Regions from separate parts of the Mus musculus genome. Here regions 1 and 2 are each linked to region 3. The links are chromatin loops, found by intact Hi-C in ENCODE. Cell type or tissue: gastrocnemius. All regions are shown on one strand.

What was found. Hi-C counts contacts between places; a loop is a spot of excess contacts. Peaks named below come from ENCODE experiments on the same cell type or tissue, not always from the same donor. Only the 100,000 strongest peaks of a DNase experiment are listed, where the experiment ranks them.
Region 1: a loop joins it to region 3, with 2.3 times the contacts of the local background. A loop is called at or near these places in 2 of 42 quality-filtered maps.
Region 2: a loop joins it to region 3, with 5 times the contacts of the local background. A loop is called at or near these places in 11 of 42 quality-filtered maps.

What each region holds. Positions count from the first base shown.
Region 1 is chr8:48,659,229-48,663,228 of GRCm38, forward strand. All of the region lies in intron 1 of Tenm3 (teneurin transmembrane protein 3), which reads right to left. It overlaps Gm39178 (a long non-coding RNA gene), which reads left to right and starts at 1,576. Exons shown (of 2, transcript XR_001778778.2): 1 at 1,576-2,105. In gastrocnemius, a CTCF peak has its summit at 1,543 (motif pointing right); no DNase peak of the experiment used is centred here.
Region 2 is chr8:48,220,564-48,224,563 of GRCm38, forward strand. Gm32923 (a long non-coding RNA gene) reads left to right here. Exons shown (of 3, transcript XR_870430.3): 1 at 1-2,416; 2 at 3,796-3,878. Among named protein-coding and RNA genes, the nearest start is that of Gm32923, 2.5 kb to the left of the region's middle. In gastrocnemius, a CTCF peak has its summit at 1,968; DNase peaks (open chromatin) are centred at 874, 1,711, 1,981 and 3,938; H3K4me3 peaks cover 634 bases; H3K27ac peaks cover 390 bases.
Region 3 is chr8:49,033,434-49,037,433 of GRCm38, forward strand. It overlaps a transcript of Tenm3 not described here. Among named protein-coding and RNA genes, the nearest start is that of Gm25830, 77 kb to the left of the region's middle. In gastrocnemius, CTCF peaks have their summits at 2,308 (motif pointing left) and 3,688; a DNase peak (open chromatin) is centred at 2,295.

The DNA.
Region 1 (4,000 bases), 370 kb before region 3:
ACTTGAGAGGTTGAAGTTAGAGGATTGTTGTGGGTCTGAGGCCAGCTTGAGCTACACTAAACTCCAAGACAGCTTGAGCTACTGTGTGAATCCTTGTCTCCAAAGCCTTGTTGATATGAGGAAGGAGAGGAAGTGAGAAAGATATGTGCATGTGTGTTCATACATGTGTGTGTGTGTTCATGCATGCGTGTGTGTGTGTGTGTGTGTGTGTGTGTTCATGCATGTGTGTGTGTGTGTGTGTGTGTGCACTTGGAGGTGCTTTTTGTCTCCTACCCTCAGTCTGAAAGACAAACATGCTGGGCTTCCAAACCAGAGATTATTTTCTGCCTTGGGCCTTTGGTGATTTAAAATTGGAACTGTTCCTCTCAAAGACCCACATGATTAATACAGCTGGTGTCAATATTTTCTTGTCTCCTCTTTCTCCCAGGGATTCTTGGAATCCCCATGTTGCTACTGGGGATTCTGTAAGTAACACTTTATTGTGTGTGTTTCGCAGTCTTTGGCATGTGCCTTTGAATAAAGTTTTGGAGAGCCCTCTGTGTGAGTCACTTCTTTGTTAATATTGTTTCCTTTCTGCTTCTTCCTAAGTCTGCCCTTAGTAAGCATACGGGAAGTCCTCACATTAGGAATGAATGGTATCCAAAGCTAATGAAGACTGGCTATGTTCCCCTGTGATAACGGCACATAGGGTGTTGGAGTGGAACAGAAACCTCAGGAAGCCATGTAACCCCATCCGCCACAGCCCAGACTCGAGATGCCTCTTAGGAATCTTGAGCTCTTAATTCCAGCCAAGGAGACACGTCTTCCAGGAGACTCTTCTGTGAGTTGTCTGCTGGCCATGCTTGGAAGAAGTCCCCTGTGATGGTTTAGATGTGCTCAGCCCAGGGAGTGGCACTTTTAGAGGGTGTGGCCCTGTTGGAATGGGCGTGGCCTTGTTGGAGTAGGTGTGGCTCTGTGGATGTGTGTTATAAGTTTCTCATTCTAGTTGCCTGGAAGTCAGTATTCTGCTAGCAGCCTTCAGATGAAGATGTAGAACTCTCAGCTTCTCCAGCACCATGCCTGCCTGGATGCTGCCATGCTCCTGCCTTAATGATAATGGACTGAACCTCTGAACCTGTAAGCCAGCCCCAATTAAATGTTGTCCTTATAAGATTTGACTTGGTCATTGTGTCTGTTCACAGCAGTAAAACCCTAACTAAGACATCCCCTGAATATTCACTGACGAGCTACAAATGATCCAAAGAAGGACAATAGAAGTCCTGGAGGCTGGGAGTCTGAGAACAGAGATGTGGAATCAGCTACTATCTTTTCTAGAATCAGAAGAAAAGCAGCTTACCTTTCTCTTCATATTTCTGGACTATCTGACTTCTTGTTCTGAACTGGGTATTCATGCCAATTTCCTGCCAAATTGATATCTGTTTTCAATTTGCAAAAGTTACTCACTTATACAAATATTTTTTGAAGATTTATATTTATTTTTAATTAGCATGAGTTCTTTGTCTGCATGCATGTCTGTATACTACTTGTGTGCCTGGTGTTTCCTGAGGTCAGAAGAGGGCGCTGGATCCCCAGGAACTGGAAATACAGATGGTTGTGAGTTATATCATGCGAGTGTTGGGAATTGAACCCAGGTCCTGTGCAAGAACAAATGTTGGTCATGGTAAGCCATCTTTCTAACCCTATTATATATATCTTCTCTATGTTCACAAGTTAGAGATATATCTTCTTTAATATAATGACTTTATTTGGGGGGTACTGTAATTCATATGCAAATTGATTTAAATAAATAACATCATCTAAGCACATGTTCCCTCTAATTAGGGGGTATACACATGGCTTCCAGAGCAGTCTCTATGGACACACAATCCCTTCCTTCTGGCCACCTCTGTTATAACCACTGTGGAATAAAAGTGGCCCCTGTTTCTTCTTTTCCTGAAGCTAAGAAGAGCTACGTAGCTAGCAGAGTTCTGAGTAAGGGAGTTGCTAGAAGTCTCCGGGGAGTGAAGAGGAACCGTCCAATGTGCAGAACAAGACACATCCCTCTGCATCCACAGCCCTTTCAGCAGGGATACGGAGGAGAAGCAACCACTTAGGGGAACAGCAGGGTAAGAGCCACCGTGCTAAGACTGGCAGGGACAATGGTGGGACCCTGGCTCCTGGGTGACAGGTTTGATCCTTGGACCATTGGCCCTTCTGATTCCTTGTGAGAAAATAATCGCTTTAGGCATCTCAGCCACTGTATTTGAAACTTTCTGGTACCCATGGCCCAAGCCATCCATGTGCTACCCTCACTCGCAAATTCATGTCTAGGATTCTTGCTGCCCCCCCCCCCCACCACATTTGTTTTTAATCTGTCTTAATTTATTTTTGACTATGTTGAGAGATATGGGTCCAATTTTATATTCTTCCAGATGGATAACCAGTTGTGCTAGCACCATTTATCAAATCCCACAGAATTAGGATTTTTTTTGTTTGTGTTAAGTTTCCCTATATCCGAGGGTCTATTTCTATGATGTAATTCTAGGACACTGATCTACTTCTTCGTATTGATTCCAATACCACATAGATGTGATGCACCACTTCAGACTATATTAGATGGTATTCACCAGGGCCCTTTCAACCTCACTACTCACTTTCGTATGTTTTGGGGCTAATTTCAGACTTTTATTCTTCTAAATGAATTTAAAAAAATCATTTATTTGAATTTAAAATAGACCAAACTCACTGGGCTATCACTCAATGGCTTTCACGTCTGTGAGTTCATTTTGTGAGAACCACTTTGTTTTTCCAGATTGACAGTTGATCTTACTTTGCTGTTCAGTCATATTTTTAAAGATTTTATTTCTTTATATATGTATATGATGAGTACACTGTCGTTGTCTTCAGACACACCAGAAGAGGGCATCAGATCCCATTGCAGATGGTTGTGAGCCACCATGTGGTTGCTGGGAATTGAACTCAGGACCTCTGGAAAAGCAGTCAATGCTCTTAACCATTGAGCCATCTCTCCAGTCCTGTACAGCCATAGTTTATGAAGATCTTCATATCAGGCTCCATGTCATTCCCATAAGATTACTCCCAAGAGTTCTATAGTGGTAGCAGCCATTAGGACACACAGGCTTTACTTCCAAATGTAGCCAATAATCAATTCTTATGATCGCTTACTAATAACAGTAGATACTATGCACCAGACATTGTTTCTGGTGGTCCACATGTTTGCACTTGCAGGTAACATCTACATGTAAGAAAACACTTATTAATCTAAGAACATTAGAGGCTGAGATAGTGCTGTGAGTTCAAGGTCAATATGGCCCCTATAGTGAGTTCAAGACTAGCCCGGGCTCTATGGTGAAAGTTGTTTTTCAAAACAAAAAACGAACAAATAAAACGAGAGACAAAGGCACGACAAACAAAGCACAGAAGAAAGAAGATTGAAGCAGAAGAAAATTAAGTAGTTATTCCAAGCAAGCTCTTTAGCTAAGATAAAAAATCTGCCACACAGATAATGGATGGCCAAGCTGATTCAAACGTGTCACCAGGACTGGAAGTCTATGCTTCCAACTTCTATATAAATAATACCTATGTTGTCTATATATTAGTCTTGCATTCATTACATGCCAAACTGCACTTCAGATTCTATCTTTGTTCTCTGCAGGCTCGTGGTTTTATATGCATAGAACCACATATTTAAAAAACCCGAAATATACCTCCACTATTTTTCCACTTATTGTAGATACCAAAAAAAAGAAAGAAAGAAAAAACCAAACCAACCAACCAAACAAACAAAACAATTAAAATAATTTTGACTAGCAATCTGGGATTAGGTCAATTGTTTATAAGCTACCGATTTGAAATGAAATAGCCTAGTATCTCACTATCTAGAGTGCTGTTTTAATGTTTAAAAGATCATCTTAAATATAATGTATTTGCATAAATATGTTTAATGGGTTCTTTCTTGTTTTTGACTTAGTAAGCTTTATTGTTTTTAAAAGAATGGCTT
Region 2 (4,000 bases), 810 kb before region 3:
TCAGCTATTGGCGCAGCTAGAAACTCTCCCAGAGATGCTGAAAGGCATCAAGCAAGAATTATCCCGAAGTCTTCGTTCTAACTTTTCTGCTCACCTTCTTTTTCACTCTGCGCATGTGCGCATGCACGCACGCACACGCGCACCCACACACGCACGCATGCGCACACACAGCTTAAGGGATGTACAGAGCAGCCCACTTTAAAGATGGAGAAAACTGACTGAAAACAAGTGGCTGCCTTCAGCCAGGCAAAGCGGAGACTGAATGGGTCTTTTCTGCTCCGGCCTGCTCCCAGTTCCACCGCCTCTCCAGGGACCTTCTAAAGTTTGATTAACTAGAGTGCTAATTGGCGGAGGCTGCAGACAGAGCCCGAGTATGGCAAGGCTAGTCGTGTTTTCTTTGATTTACAAGAGCCAGGCAAGGCTACGTCCACAGTTTAATGAGCGGGAAGTAATTGGGGACCTGTTGCCTTCAAAGAGCCCCGAGCCGGAGCCCGCCTCCCCTGCCTTTACTACTGGCATAGAACACCGCCTCTAGGTGTGACTGTGGGTGGGTAGGGCTCTGGGAGGGAGAGTGGGGACCTCCGAATCTGGAATGCTGTCAGTTTGTACTTAGGAGGCGGCAACTTTGGGTTTTAGGACTGGTTTAGGACTGCCAGCCACCAAAGAGAGCTGCAGCTGTCACAGAAGGAAGAGGTGGCATGTGGGGGACCCCCTTGTACTTTGGCAGAGGCCAGGTGAGGGAAGCCAGCTCTTGCTTTAGCACCAGGGAAAAGCAAAGACTGAAGACCAGGACTGATAGGCCTTCTAATCCAGCTGCAGAACCTGGCTCTCCGTGCTCTGGGTGTGTGTATGTGTGCCGCTGGGGGTGTCCTCTCCCTGGGACTCCAGCTCCCAGGAGCACCCGAGGGAGCCTTCCCGGAGAACGGTGAAGATAGGAACTTGGACATACTTGGCTCATGTAGAAGAGTGTTGTTCCCTCCCCTCCTCCTCCCACGGACAGCCTGCCTGTCTGGCCTGGCGGTTCTGTCACGGAAGGGCAAGATGCTCGTTCAGTCCGGACATCTAGCGGTCCACTTTTATCTTCTCATGAGGTGTAGGGTTCTGATCTCATCTTGTCTGCCATGATATTTTGACTTCCTATGTGATCTCTAGCCCCCCTTTTTTTAATCTCAGAGAGAAAGTGGGGAAATGGGTCTACTTATTTGGGTCCCCAAAGGAGCCTCCAGAAATGTCACTAGATTCTACCTAGCCAGGGACGGTTTCTTAAGGTAGGTACATGCTGTCACTTAAAATCAGCATGTACTGGCTTCTCTGTGTGACAACCCAGGAAAGAAAGGTTGAAAGTCCATTTTTTTTTTTTTTCTCACCCTGGCAAATGAGGCCAAGCTGTGGAAGGGAGGGGCTGGGGGCAGGAAGGATTTTTTTTTTTTCAGGCTGCCTGTCATTCTCGCACTTTCTGTGAGAGCCTAGCTTGGGCAGAAATAAAAATGCCACTCTGAATTTAAATAATCTGTCCTTCTGGGAAAGTCTTCGCGGCGACAGGGCTGTTAACATGGAAAGTAAAAAGTAAACAATGTATTTCAGCAATCAGTGTTCTGAGTGGGCTGCGGGACTCAGACAGCCTGCGGACAACTCCTGGGAGGAAGGGCCCTCTTATGATCTGCCAGGCGAGAGGAACATGGATTGACAGAACTTCTGCAGGCGCATGCGGTCGGGAAAAATCTTATGGGAGTAAGGATTGCAAGGACCAAGCTTCAGTGAGGCGGTGCATGAAGCAGAAGGAATCGCTTTATGTGTGGAAGTCTACGGGCAGAACAGAATGGGACCAGAGAGGATCGTTTGAATTGGCCCATCCAGAGCCGGGTAGATGGAGATCTTAAGTCTCCCTTTGTTTTTGTGTTTTGTTTTGTTTCTGGTTCGGGACATTGCTGCCACTTTAGCGTAGACGTCGACAGCTAAGACGCCCATCGCTAGGGGGCGCAAGAGCCCTTCATGAAAGTGCCTCGCAGCCACCATGACCCAGACACAGGTCTCTGCTGAGGCTCACTCCTCAAGGGTGTCACCAGATGTTGAGACAGGATCTTACTCCTCCAAAAAGCCAGAGTCCTGAAAACTGAGGACAGACTTGTAGAAAGATTGTCACTCCCTTCCCTATTTCTTGTGAGCCGTGCTGCTCGGACCACTCAACGTCTCCCTCTATGTGCTTTGCAGAATTGCGTTTCAGCGATGGAGAATAATGCTTAAATCTCAAGCCTGACCTTGGAGATAATGTCACAGCTGAAGTGAGACTTTGAAACCTGCTTGCTCATAACCTTTTGTCAATAAGTTGGAGATGAAAGACTCTCCTTCCCTGTGATATCCTCAACTGTCAAAATCACCTGGCTTATCAATGGACCAGCATGGCTTTCCCCCTAAGGTGAAGAAAAGCAGACACAATGTTTTTTTTTTTTTAAATGGTTACAACCCAGGCAGCTCTTGCTGGGGTCATTTCAGAAAGAGAGAATTAAGGGAGAGAAAAGGGGAGGATGTAGAGGCAGGAGGACCTGGGAACGACTTTTAAGGAGTTAATTTCTGAACTTGGCACAATAGGCTTCCCGTCCGTTTATCTGGGAGGGAATGTTGGGATGAAGTGGATCTTCACCAAAACTGTTGCTAGTCACCTCGTGACAAGAACCTGAGGTGGAAGAGCTCAGAGTTCCGATGAGCAGGTCTCTTTTCAGCTCAGGTCACTTTCCCTCCCTGGGTGTTTACACTCCCCTCACCTTGACAGCGTTAAGTTTCGAGAAGCTTTCGGAATGCCTTTCCACTCAGAGGACCGGTTGTAAATCGCGTCCATTCTATGCAGCGAGAGCGATGCTGTCATATGGACATAGCCATTGCTGGTGGGATTCAGGAAATGTCTGCACATGTAAAAAGAATGTGATCTCCCTTCCTAATGCAGGTGGATGCCAGGGGCCACATACAAGTCATCCTATAGGCAGGAAGACTGCAACTGAGCCACTCTCTTGCCCTAGAACTAACAATTTATACTTCTAATTTTAATTTTCCTCTGCTTAGATCCCGGAAGGATTTATTAAATTTGCTTTGTTGAGCCCATTATCTCTAAACTGAATAATGATGTTACTTTTAAGCTCAGCACCAGTCTGTGGTAAATTCTCTATACACAAGGCTCTAGGACTCCTGTAGTGCTCTATGTCAGAATTTTAAGTTGGTTCATTAATGAAAAGGTTTGCTCGATCTACCTAAAAGTTATTAGTAATTAACTGACATCAAGAGACCATTGCTTGTAGAGGTGGTAACAGACGAGAAAAGTGGTAAGAGGATTTTTCATTCTGGGGGCTTGGATCAGAGGGCAGAACACTCTAGCAGCCTTGTCACTACCGTTTTGGAACTTGGGTTCACCCTGTGGTTAAGGTGAGTAGGGATATATAAACAATGTGTCACCTTTCTCCATGACCTTGGTAGGATGACAAAGTCAAAGGAGAGGCTTATGGAAAAATCTCTAATCCCTCCTTTGGATATGATGGGCACTCATTAGCATTGCATGGATGACTTCTTTCCATAGACGAGGGAGCCAAGAAGCTAGAAATATTGGCAGATAGACAGGGACATAAAGCCCATGTCTTGTGACTTATGCAAACACAGCAGGTAGTACCACCAGAGCCGTCTGGGGTGAAGCTATCGCGGCAGGAAAGCTAACTCCCTGATAGAGAGTCTTTGCTCATTTTGGCTTGAACCCCATCCATACTTGGATAACTTGCTCAAATTTCTCTACGTTCTTTCTCCCTCACCTAGAATTTACTGCGCGCTGCGGACTGGAGCTGCAGGCGGAGCTCACTTGTCTTCAGGACAGTGTGATGGCGTTACCTGTGGAAGGGGTATGACCCTGCCAGGCTGCCCTTCAAGGCTCTCGAGGGGGAGGTCCTGCCTCGCTCTGCAGGAGCCTGGATAGCATCCGTGTCACCTGGGTTGGGTGGTGGCATTTCATGGGTGGGCTGTG
Region 3 (4,000 bases):
TTTAACTAAAATCATTTTTCATTGTTTCACTCACCCCTGCACACCATGCCTTAATTATCTCTGTGTGGCTTTCCTTACATCTGGTGACACTGGTTGCTTGGGGATGTCTTTAGTCTCAAGGGGGTCACCGTCACTGTGAAGAGCTTCCTTGCCTATGTCTGTCCTTCATGCTTGAGTGTTTGGTTTTCCCTTTCTTACATCCTTGGCCCAATCCAGCTGGAAAAGTCAGATGTGACCCACCCAGAATCTCACCATGCCTGCACCAGCACTGTCATCGCCGTTTCTAGACTTTGTGAGCTCTAAATTGGGTGACAGCATTGCCTTCCCTATACATGTTGTGAATTATACCTTATTTTCAGCCTGACAGTCTAGGGAATTTTTTTTAAAAAAGAGATATGCTGAATCACCTTTTACTTTTTTCCTGCGGTAGAGGGCTCTTAGAGGCAACCACAGGGTCTTTGAACGTTCTCTTCTGATACCCATGTCATTCGTTTTCACTGTTGCCAAGTCTTTGCCACCATGTCACCTTTTTGATGAAGCTTCTCTGTAACACCTTACAGCCTCGCCTCATGTTCTGTCTTGTATTCCCAATTCCTTATAGCACTCCTCCCCCCTGTCTCAACCTAGTCAAGTTTCATTTATTTCTTGACACAACACATATACAGCTCACATGCACACAGTAGGTAGGATACACACCTTGACTTCACAACAGCACCAGGCTGCACTTCCGGTTATCGTACAGCAGGGGCAAGGTGTACATCCAGACACTTCATACAAGTTAAAAGGTGGCTACACCATGACCTAGGGTAGCAAAGGCAAGACTCGGACCTACTGTCTGGACCACTTGTGTCTGCTTGCTCTCTTTTATTTTGTAATGTGTACTGTTTTCTTCTGTACTCATGATCCATCATGGCCATTTACTGAGTTCCCACATATGTCCTAGACTGGATAGAGATGTCCATGCTGTAGGAAGATTTTCAGCACATATTAAGCAGCCAGGAGATAAGCAATTGAGCCAACGATTTGAGAGAAGTTAAGTACTATGCTCTGTGACATGGGTTATAGAAGTCTCTCCAATGTTGAACACACTGCACTGAGGTAACATGTCTATTTAATTTCGTACAAAAAAGTAAGGTTGAGATCATAAGAAAAAAATTAACTGGGATTATTTGTTTTATATTCCTAAAGGAACAAATCAATTTCACATTCTATATATATATATAAAAAAAGACAGTTTGTATATTCAGGCTATTATTTTTAAATTGGGTGTATTTTCAAATCATCATCATCATCACCATCACCATCACCATCACCATCATCATCATCATCATCACCATCACCATCACCATCATCATCATCATCATCACCATCACCGTCATCACCATCACCATCATCACCATCATCATCATCATCATCCTAATGATGGGTTCCCTGCAGAATCGCTGAACAGCATCTCTAAGAATGCTCAGGTAGAACAGAGAAAACCAGCAACAAGGCAGCTACTCTGTTGAATTCTCATAGCTTTGTGTCGTAGGCAAACACTTGTCTTTATATTTTGAAAGTACTATAGAGGCCAAGGTGTAAGGAGGAGATACTGAGAATATGACTTAAGCCACTGGCATGAAGGACACCAGTTTCAATTTTAACTAACACAATTAAACTACAACCCCAAAAAGGCTACTCTGGGTGAGTTGATTGCCAGCTGTTAGCTTTGGAGGACTTGAAACTAACCATGTTTGCCGCCCACCTTGTGGATACTATGTTTCTTCTCTGCTTCTACCTATGTAGAGAGCGAAAACAGACATTCTCCTTAGCTCAGTTGACATGTCTAGGGTTCTAAACAGCTAAGGTCAATACACACGCGCGCACACACACACACACACACACACACACACACACACACACACACACATTCATACACACACACACACACACACACACACACACACACATATATACATATACACATATATTACATATTTATCTATGTATCTATCTATATCTGTATTTATCATCTATTTATCTATCTATCCAGAAATTAATAAATAGACCATGGGGGAAGTACACAGTCAATTTTGCTGTTGGAGTGTGTTTCGCCTTTTATCACTTTGACGTCCTTCTGTGGCTGCAGGGACCCCTGACTATACGGCGGTGCTGAATTACTAAGCCCTGGCCATTGCTCTTTATTGGGGCTCTTTATTCACACATTGCTGGTCTGTTCTGCAACTTCAAACCTTCAGCAATATTCCCTAGGCAACCAGCCACCTTTTGAGTGAACGGACAGGCTGCAGTGAACTCTAGAGCGCCCTCAAGTGGCTCTTACCAAAAATAAGCTCCGTGGAGCCCTCTCTTTTACAGAGCCCTCTCTGGACTTGTTCTTTACCAGGATTAAGACCACAGCTATATTTTAATGCAAGGAATATACACAGGACGATAGACCCAAGAGGATTTTTTTTATGTGCAGGGAAAGATTATTTTTTTCAGTGTTTTAACTGTGGAGATGTGTCCAAGGTTATCTATCTATTATTATTATCTTTATATGTGCCATACACCCTCATTTTCTCACAGCCCTTATTAACCCATATAAAATAACATTATTTGCATGTCATATTCTAAAAATATAGGTTGACGCAAACAAAATTCCTTTCTGTAGTGGAGGCATACAATGTCCACACCCCTGCCCCCCAAATTAGAACAGTGTACCACTTCTGTTTTAAACTGCAGTGCTACTATGTTCAGCCTTTCCAAAAGCCCTTTCATAAAATTGATAGATTATTTTTCCTAGTAAAGAGCCTTTTATTCTGTGTGCCAGACCTGGTACTCCCGGGTTGAAATATTGTTTTAGCAGTCCCCCCACACCCCCATGTTGGCATTTCACTGCTGAATAAAATTACAAATTGTATATCTGATTCTCCAGGGCACAGAAAAGTCTCAAAGGGCTTGCAATGGGCACAGGAAGAGATATGTTTGTTTGTTATTCTTAAATAGACCTGGTGGGAACCCATGGACCCATGCAAATTTCTATTAGGCTGGATGTTGCATAGAGAAACGAGCATTTTGTGTGAGAGACATGAGTTATAGGCTTGTGTTGGTGCTGGCTACAAAACAGTCCCGTAATTTACTGGTACATAGAGAACGGAGTGTAAGCATGTAACAATAGCTGTCATTTACTGCTTTTTGTCATGAGTTTAATGTACATAAGTTTTAATTATCTTGGCTATTTTGCAAAGTAGGAATGTCCTCATTTTAAACTGGAGAAATGGAAGGATCCGTAGAGATCTGTTTGCCCAACGAATAAGCAATGTGATTAGAATTTGAACACAGGCCTTTCTGCCTTTCCCCACTCCTCAAACCTTTAACCCTCCTGCTCTGGGCTCCCAAGTGGGATCACATCCATCCATTATCACTGCACTTGGCACCGGATCCAGATGAAGTATGCTTTCACAGCGTAGTACGGATGCTTTAGTTGCCATTCTCCATGCTGTGTTGAGATACTTGACAAAACCAAATTAAAGAAGCAAAAAATTATGTTGGCTCACAGCTCGAAGGCACGGTTCATCATGACAGGGTCATGAGACTGTTAATTCTACTGTGCCCCCAGTTGGGACACGAGAGGTGAATCCTGTGCCCAGCTTGCTTTATCTGTTGGTTCAGTTCTGAATCCGAATTCATGGAATGGCGCCCCCTTTCAGTTACAGTGGGTATTACGACTTCAATTACTCTAATCTAGAAACTCCCTCATAGACACGCCTAGTGGTTTGTTTCTTACGTGATTATACATGCTGACAAGCTGACAAATAATATTAATGACCACAAACAATGCACCCCCCCCCCCATGTTACTTTAATTATCTCCATTCTATATTTCCCACCGGTCCAATGACGGCATCAGGTGACTTGGTAGCTTAGAGTCTTTCCAGCCATAACTATCTTGAAATCTAGAATGTAGATCCGGTCTTGTGTGCAGCAAGCAACACATAAAGGTCGTCTTGTTCTATATC